2 separate regions of the Homo sapiens genome follow, and region 2 is linked to region 1. Evidence: chromatin contacts called from ENCODE POLR2A ChIA-PET data. All regions are on one chromosome and are shown on one strand. The core of a region is the stretch at or near the end of the contact, and the rest is flanking DNA. Distances in the headings are between cores, read along the strand shown.

Region 1 (3,769 bases), core at 1-2,500:
AATCGTCGCGCGCGTTTGTTACGTCATCCGCGTGCGCCGCGGGCAGAGACTGGACCTGCCAGCGCCGGGGCGACTACGCCCCGCCCACTTTTCCCCAGCCACCCGGCCGAATTCTAGGTTCTTGGTGGGGAGAGGTTTATCCCCAGGTGGTTTCTCCCACAAATCTGTCTTGAACTGACGTTTGTGAAAATACATTCAGTTCCCCGTCCCCGCGGGGACAGTTAAGTAATGACATCAGTTAGTTAAGGCCATAAAGCAAGCATGTGAAAGTTGTGCTTTGGTGGCATTACGAGGAAGCCCTTCTCTGCTTGGCAAGATCAGGGAGACTGAAAGATGCTTAGAAGTCATCCACCAGGCGGGCTGTGTTTGAGTTCCTGAGCTCTGCTACCCCATCCATCTGAAGGCCTGCGGGATGCCGGACAGGATGTCACTTAGGAGGGAGACGGAGGCTGGGCGCGGTGGCTCCCGCCTGTAATCCGAGCACTTTGGGAGCCCGAGGCGGGCAGATCGCTTGAGCCCAGGAGTTCGAGACCAGTCTGGGCAACATGGCGAAACCATGTCGCTACAGAAAAATACAAAAATTAGCCGGGTGTGGCGGTGCAAGCCTGCGATCCCAGCTACTTGGTGGGCTGAGGTGGGAGGATCGCTTGAGCCCGGGAGGTCGAGGCTGCAGTGAACCGAGATGGCGCCGCTGCACTCCAGCCTGGGCGATAGAGCGAGACCTCGTCTCAAAAAAATCAGAGAGGGCCAGGGGCTGTGTTTCACGCCTGTAATCCCAGCACTTTGGGAGGCTGAGGCGGGTGGATCACCTGAGGTCAGGAGTTTGAGACCAGCCTGGCCACATGGTGAAACCCCGTCTCTACTAAAAATACAAAAAAAAAAAAAAAAAAAAAAATTAGCCGGGCGTGGTGGTGGCAGGTGCCTGTAATCCTAGCTACTCAGGAGGCTGAGGCCGGAAAATCCCTTGAACCTGGGAGGCGGGGGTTGCAGTGAGCCGAGATCGCGCCACTGCACTCCAGCCTGGGCGACAGAACCAGGCTTCGTCTTAAAAAAAAAAAAATCAGAGAAAAGAGACAGGGGTGTCGGGAGTTGGGATGGTGCACCGAGGCGCCTCGCGGAGTCTCTAGGAAGCGAGGGGGTGAGCAGCGAGAAGGAGCTGGAGGTGGCGAGGAAACCCGCTCACCGGTGACGTCACCGAGCGCCCCCCCACCCCCATCCCCACCCCCAAGCGAGCACCTGCCCCTCCCGGGGGCGGAGCTCCGGCGCATCATGGCGGCTGGCCGGGCCCAGGTCCCTTCCTCCGTGAGTGCTGCTATTACGTCTCTTGTTCCTTTTTTCTTGTTTGTCACAGATACTCTTTCTCTTCCTATTTCCTCTGCCTTGTCTCTCTGGGCTCGCTGGCCGCGTCCGGCCCATGGGTGAGGGGGTTGTGAGTCGGTCCGCTCCTACCTCTTACTGGTTCTGCGAATGTTTATTCCCTCATTCACGCGGCGCCCGCTGTGAGCCTTAAACTGGTCTCCGTTCACTCTCTAGGGTTTAATCCTGGTGGGAAACCAGGAGCAGGTTAATGGGGGAACTATGGGGCTGTGGGTTCCTGGAGAAGACCCTTGACGGAGCTGTAGGGGAAAAGGGCAACCATAATAAGTAAAAGCGTCTGAGACCCGAAGTGCGTGTAGAAGGCAAAAAGCGCCGAAAGGGGCTGGGTGTGGTGGCTCACGCTTGTAATCCAGCACTGTGGGAGGCGGAGGCGGGCGGATTACTTGAGGTCAGGAGTTCGAGACCAGCCTGACCAACATGGTGAAACCTCATCTCTACTAAAAATACAAAAATTAGCCGGGCGTGGTGGCGCGCACCTGTAATTCCAGCTACTCAGAAGGTTGAGGCAGGAGAATCGCTTGAACCGGGTAGACGGAGGCTGCAGTGAGCTGAGATTGTGCCACAGCACTCCAGCCTGGGCAACAGAGCGAGACTCTGTCAAAAAAAAAAAAAAAAAAAAAAAAGCGCCGGAAGGGGTTTCAGGACGGAAGCAAACACATATTCAAAGGCAGGAGGATAGAGCAGGTGTCTGAAAAACTCAAAAGTTCAGTTGGGTGGTGGTGGAGGGGTCAGAGCTGACAGTTTTGTACCTCTTGCTAAGCAGCGACTTTAACATGAGGGTAATTGGGTGTGGTGGCACACGCCGGTAATCCCAGCTGCTCAGGAAGCTGAGCAGGGAACCACGGAAGTGGAGGTTGCAGTGAGCCGAGATCGCGCCACTGCACTCTAGCCTGGACGACAGAGCCAGACTCCATCTCAAATAAATAAATAAATAAATAAATAAATAAATAAATAAATAAATAAGATGTTAAGAAAATACAATCTAAAGGATTGGTTTGTGTGCGTGTGTGTGTGTGTGTGTTTTGAGACGGAGTCTAGCTTTGTCACCAGGCTGGAGTGCAGTGACGCGATCTCGGCTCACTGCAACCTCTGCCTCCCAGGTTCAAGCGATTCTTCTGCCTCAGCCTCCCGAGTAGCTGGAATTACAGGCATACAGGCACGCGCCGCCATGCCCAGCTCATTTTTGTATTTTTTTTCTTTTTTTTAAGTACAGACGGTGTTTCACCATGTTAGCCAGGATGGTCTCGATCTCCTGACGTCGTGATCTGCCCGCCTTGGCCTCCGAAACTGCTGGGATTACAGGCGTGAGCCACTGCACCCAGCCAGGACTGGGACCTATGTAGGGAAAGGAAGGAGCTAAGGAGGACATCTAGGTTTCAGGATAGAACAACTGTTTGGTTAAGGGTACTATTTGCTAAGTTAGTGAACATAACACTAGAAGAGTTCTAGAAAAGGACAGGGTTTTGTGGAAAGTTCAGTGTTGGGCATGTGTGCTGCCTGTGGATTGGCCATGGAGAGTCTGGCAGATGGATAGGACTAAAGCTCAGGAATGAGATCTCAGCTAAAGTAGACATACAGGAACAATCATCATCTGGCCATGGCTGTTAAACCCATGCAGTGGTTGAGATAATTGTGGGAAAGCATATTGTGTTCTTAAACTTCAGCCTGTATTAATCTGGATCTTCCTCTTCCTCCCTCCTTTTTTTTTTTTTTTTTTTTTTTGAAACAAGGTCTTACTCTGTCACCCAGGCTAGAGTGCAGTGGCACCATCATGGCTCACTGCAGCCTCAACCTCCCTGGGCTCAAGCGATCCTCCCACCTCAGCCTCCCAAGTAGCTGGGACTACTGGCGTGTGCTACCACGCCAGGCTAACCCAGCTAATTTTGAATTGTTTTAGAGTTTCACCATGTTGCCCAGGCGGGTCTCAACCTTCCCAGGCTAAGGTGATCCTCCCACCTCAGCCTCCCAAGTAGCTGGGACTACTGGCATGTGCTACCACGCCAGGCTAATCCAGCTAATTTTGAATTGTTTTAGAGTTTCACCATGTTGCCCAGGCGGGTCTCAACCTTCCCAGGCTCAGGTGATCCTCCCACCTCAGCCTCCCGAGTAGCTGGGACTACAGGCACGAGCCACCATGCCCAGCTAATTTTTCTTTTTTGTAGAGACGGGTCTTTGCCTTGTTGCCCAGACTAGTAGTGAACTACTGGGCTCGAGCGATCCACCTTGGCCCCCCAGAGTGCTGGGATTACAGGCGAGAGCCACCACATCCAGTCTGCTCCATTTTTACTCAGTAGATGAAAACACGAATTTGCCTTTTTAACAAAACTTAGGTAATTTTACCTTGAAGCCATGGGATCACTTTGAGAGACAGTCGTATTCAGTGCACCAAGCA
Region 2 (3,732 bases), core at 346-2,845, about 29 Mb before region 1:
CAGCCTGGGCAACAAGAGCCAAACTCTGTCTCAAAAAAAAGATCCGCAGACTACTCTTGCAAAGATCATGGGGGATGACCGGAGGATTTTAACCCTGAAAAAATTAGGGAAGAGAAGAGTTCCATTCAAAAATGTCTACTCACCAGACGATCCTGGCAGAGTCTGCTCCCAATGGTCTTCATTCCATGCTTTTCTAGAGGTGGTTTTGCCGCAATACCTTTTGTCCGTGTCCAAGAGGGAGGCTGATGCCAGTTTTCTAATGCTACCCACTACTAGGAAATCACCTTCCCCATCTTCCCCTTCATCAAACCTGTCAATCACCCTGGCAGCAGTGGCTGTCGGGGGAGAGGGAAAAGTAAACAGAATCTCCAGGTTAGCAGAAACTTTAACGGGAACCCTGGTCGACCCATTTATCTCATAGTTGAACGTCCTTTACGAAATCCCCACCAACTTCCAGGAATAGGAAATTCACTCTCTCCCAAAGTAGAACACTGTCTTACTGCTGTTTCTAAACAGAAAGTTGACTCCTGGCATCTACTAGTGGGATCTATTTCTATGACTTGGATCCTATCAAACTAGTTGAATTCCTCTTCAATGTGTGACAGTCGCTCCAATATCTTAAATCAGTCATCACGTTCTCCCCTCACTCTGTCCCATTCTTTGGGGAGTTTTCTTTGCTTATTCTGGCTAAACAGTCCCGAGTTTCTTCAACTGATCTTCCTAAGATACGGTTCAGCACTCGCATTTATCCCTCCTTATTATCCCTTTCTCACACTTCCGACTCAAGTCTAAAGCGGGATTACTCCCAGCTAGACTCTGAACATCAGCTTACAGAACAGGAGTCTCAGTCGTCAGCCACTGAACAAGTGTCTTGAGACTTCAAGAGACTTAAACAGCACCAGAAAATCCTTCCATCAGTCTCCAACTTAGTTTTGAAGGGCAACCTGAATTAAAAACATGCGACTTTCTTCTCCTCCTTTCTAACGCAATACCAGAAAGGGCATCCTCAAAGCTAACTTCCAACTTGCTAGCAGACTCTCTGGCTCCCTCCAACAGGCCTGGAGCAAGTAAACCTGAAGACCAGCTCCTCTCGGCCTGAGCCCTCGATCTGTTCCGCCCATCCAGCCGAGCACCAAGTTTCGAGTGCGTGTGAAAAGAAGCCGAAGCCCTCCTCCCGAGGCCGGGACCACCCTCGCGGGAGGCGACGTTCCTCTGCGCCAAGCGAAGGAGCGCAGGCCCGGCGGCCTCGCGCACGCCCCTCCCACGCCGCCCCCTTGCCCCACAGGGCCTGGCCCACCGCTCCGCACGTGGCCTGCCCCAGTCCGGCCTCACCTTCCTCGGGGTCCGCTTCAGGGTCCGCCTCGCTTGGTCGCGGGTTCAACAACTGTTCCAGTTGCAGCGCCAGGGGCTGCGGCCCCGCCATCGTCACCAGCTCCCGGTCCACTCCGCTTCGCGCACGTAAATGTGCGGCCCAACCCCCGGCCCCGAAGCTCCTTCCCTGCCGGATCCTCTCGCCTTGATCCGATTCCCCGACTCCGCCAGAGACCGCGCGGAGGCCACCCCACAGCTCTGGACCGGCCACTTCCGGGAGGCGCGCGGGAGGGGGCGGGGCCTGCGCGTCACTGCGGGCGTTGCTAGCATGAAGGCGGAAGCGCGCAGAAGGTTGAAGGGATTGGAGCCGTATGGGCGCGTGTGCGCGTGCGCGTGCGAGTGCGCGGGAAGGGGCGGTGCGGAAGCGCGCCAAGGCACGTGACCGCTTCTGTCGCTGAGATGCGATTGCGATGCGCGCGGCCAGTGTCCCCTTGTACAAAATATGCCTCGAGATTTGTGCGAGATTCGCTTAGGAATAAAGCATAGCGTAGCCGTGGCCCACGGTGGCTGATTTGGGAAGGAGGAGGGAGTAGGGCTTAAGCTGCTCGAATCGCGGGTGCGCACTCGGGCACGCAGAGACTGGGACCCAAAGCAGGTTTGTCATTTCGCAATTTATAGTAGTCTGAGGCCGGGCACACGCCTCCCGCCCTTCAGCGGCCAGGATTTGGGAATCCTATGTCAGGGATATGCACGTGTAAGTGTGTGGCGGACTGCTGGCGTCTTTCTTAATGGGAATACTTAGGAATCGCTGTGGCTAAAGATAGTTTCAGTAGCGTCTCTAAGTACCCTTGCCTGAGCAAGGGAAAGGGGGTGGGGTGTGGATTACTCCACTGCATACCCCTCGGTATTGATTATCTTTGCTGTTCAGAGATGAGGGCATGCTCAGGCAGCTTAAGCAGGTGCACAAATGCAGAAAAATACAGGTCTACCGTTAGAGGGACAGACTCAAAATATAAAGACTTAATAGTATAAATGTAATTGCACCCCGCACACGGAAAGACACAATCGCTTTACATCCTCTTTCCTTCATCAAGCATTCCCTGACTGCCCACTATGTGGCAGGCACTGCTAGATAAGATACAAGATAAGTAAGTTGGATTCTCCCCCCCACGGTAATCAGCCTAGGAGGGTAGACAAACATGTAAACAGAAACTGCAATAAGGGATGATAAGTGTGACTACAAAGTGGTCTATTCTTATGGTATCTGTTGGAGGTTGCCTGTAGAGACCTAGACCCCTCTAAACAGAATCTGCCTCAAAAGGATCCAGAAAAGAGATGTTAGTGGTGCACTGTGGCAGTGCCCCTTGGGTACAGCCCGGGCCAGTTGGATCCCACAGCTGAACAACTGGGGAACCCTCAGCTCTCTACTGTCTCCCATGAAAACCAAGGGAAGAGAGGATCTCTGACTTTCACAATCTTCATATGTCCTCAGGGCCAAGAGCAATAAGAGGACACCACTTTAGTGGAGCCTGTTCCATGTCCCTGTAAAGTGGCCCTTGAAGAATGAAGACAACCAGGGCTGCAGAGGGGAAGGAGAACCTGTCTGAGGGTAAACCCCCTCAGACATGGAAGGAAAAGAATGCCAGGCTAGGCAGGGCACTCAGGAGAAGAAAACGGCTTTTTACCATCCATAAGAGAGCTTAGCCTAAGAGAACAGTTTTTCGTTTATCCTCTATAATTGCAGTCTTGTGCCTGTGTCCGGGCCTCCCAAGCAAAAGTGTGTTCCTTGCTCCTTGACAAGGTGCCATGGGGCTTCAAAGGACAAAAATGTTTCTCCCACCCCACATTTAAGAAACTACCTCCTGCAATCCTATCCCCTTGCTATGTTGGGTACTTACAATGCTTAGAAACCTGGCCTTTGAGGTAAAGAGAAGGAAGAAAAGAGAAAGGGAGGTGAGTCACTGCAGAGACCACCTCTAAGCTGTCATGCAAACAGGACACTGCTGGTCAATTTGGGGGCTGTGCTGGGCAAACACTCAGCAGAAAATGCCATAGACCTGTTTACTTACTCTCCCTTCTCTGTCCTGGTCCCTACTGACTTGGGAAGCCATTTTAGCAAGGAATCAAGACCGTTCTACTGTCACACACATCCCAGGGCCCCCCAAAATGTTTGCCTGACCTTATACTGAAGGTAGAAAGAGGACTCCAGGAGTGGAGGGAAGAGGAAGTAATTCTAGGAATTAAGATGCAACTGAGAGTAGTTGAGGCAAGGGACAGGGGAGCAAATTCTCAAATACTCCCTCTGGGGGCCTCTCCCTACCTGCATTCCAGTGTCTTGAGATGGTGGGGGAAGGGCTTATTGATGGGGTAGGGATGGAGATGGAGAGTGGACTGTGGCGAGGAGTTTCAACCTCTGACTGA

Evidence for each region. ChIA-PET counts read pairs that join two places held with the same protein, here RNA polymerase II (POLR2A).
Region 2: POLR2A ChIA-PET joins it to region 1 with 14 read pairs in CD8-positive, alpha-beta memory T cell. The contact joins the promoter of AATF here to the promoter of CTC1 in region 1. POLR2A ChIA-PET finds 5 or more read pairs at or near these places in 2 of 52 experiments (CD8-positive, alpha-beta memory T cell and activated CD4-positive, alpha-beta T cell).

The regions. Positions count from the first base shown.
Region 1 is chr17:8,245,537-8,249,305 of GRCh38, reverse strand. CTC1 (CST telomere replication complex component 1) reads left to right here and starts at 1,250. Exons shown (of 23, transcript NM_025099.6): 1 at 1,250-1,302. The coding sequence starts at 1,270. PFAS (phosphoribosylformylglycinamidine synthase) reads right to left here and starts at 17. Exons shown (of 28, transcript NM_012393.3): 1 at 1-17. RefSeq lists enhancers at 1-589, 714-833, 1,314-1,453 and a silencer at 1,174-1,223.
Region 2 is chr17:36,946,817-36,950,548 of GRCh38, reverse strand. It overlaps AATF (apoptosis antagonizing transcription factor), which reads right to left and starts at 1,595. Exons shown (of 12, transcript NM_012138.4): 1 at 1,333-1,595; 2 at 144-335. The coding sequence starts at 1,423.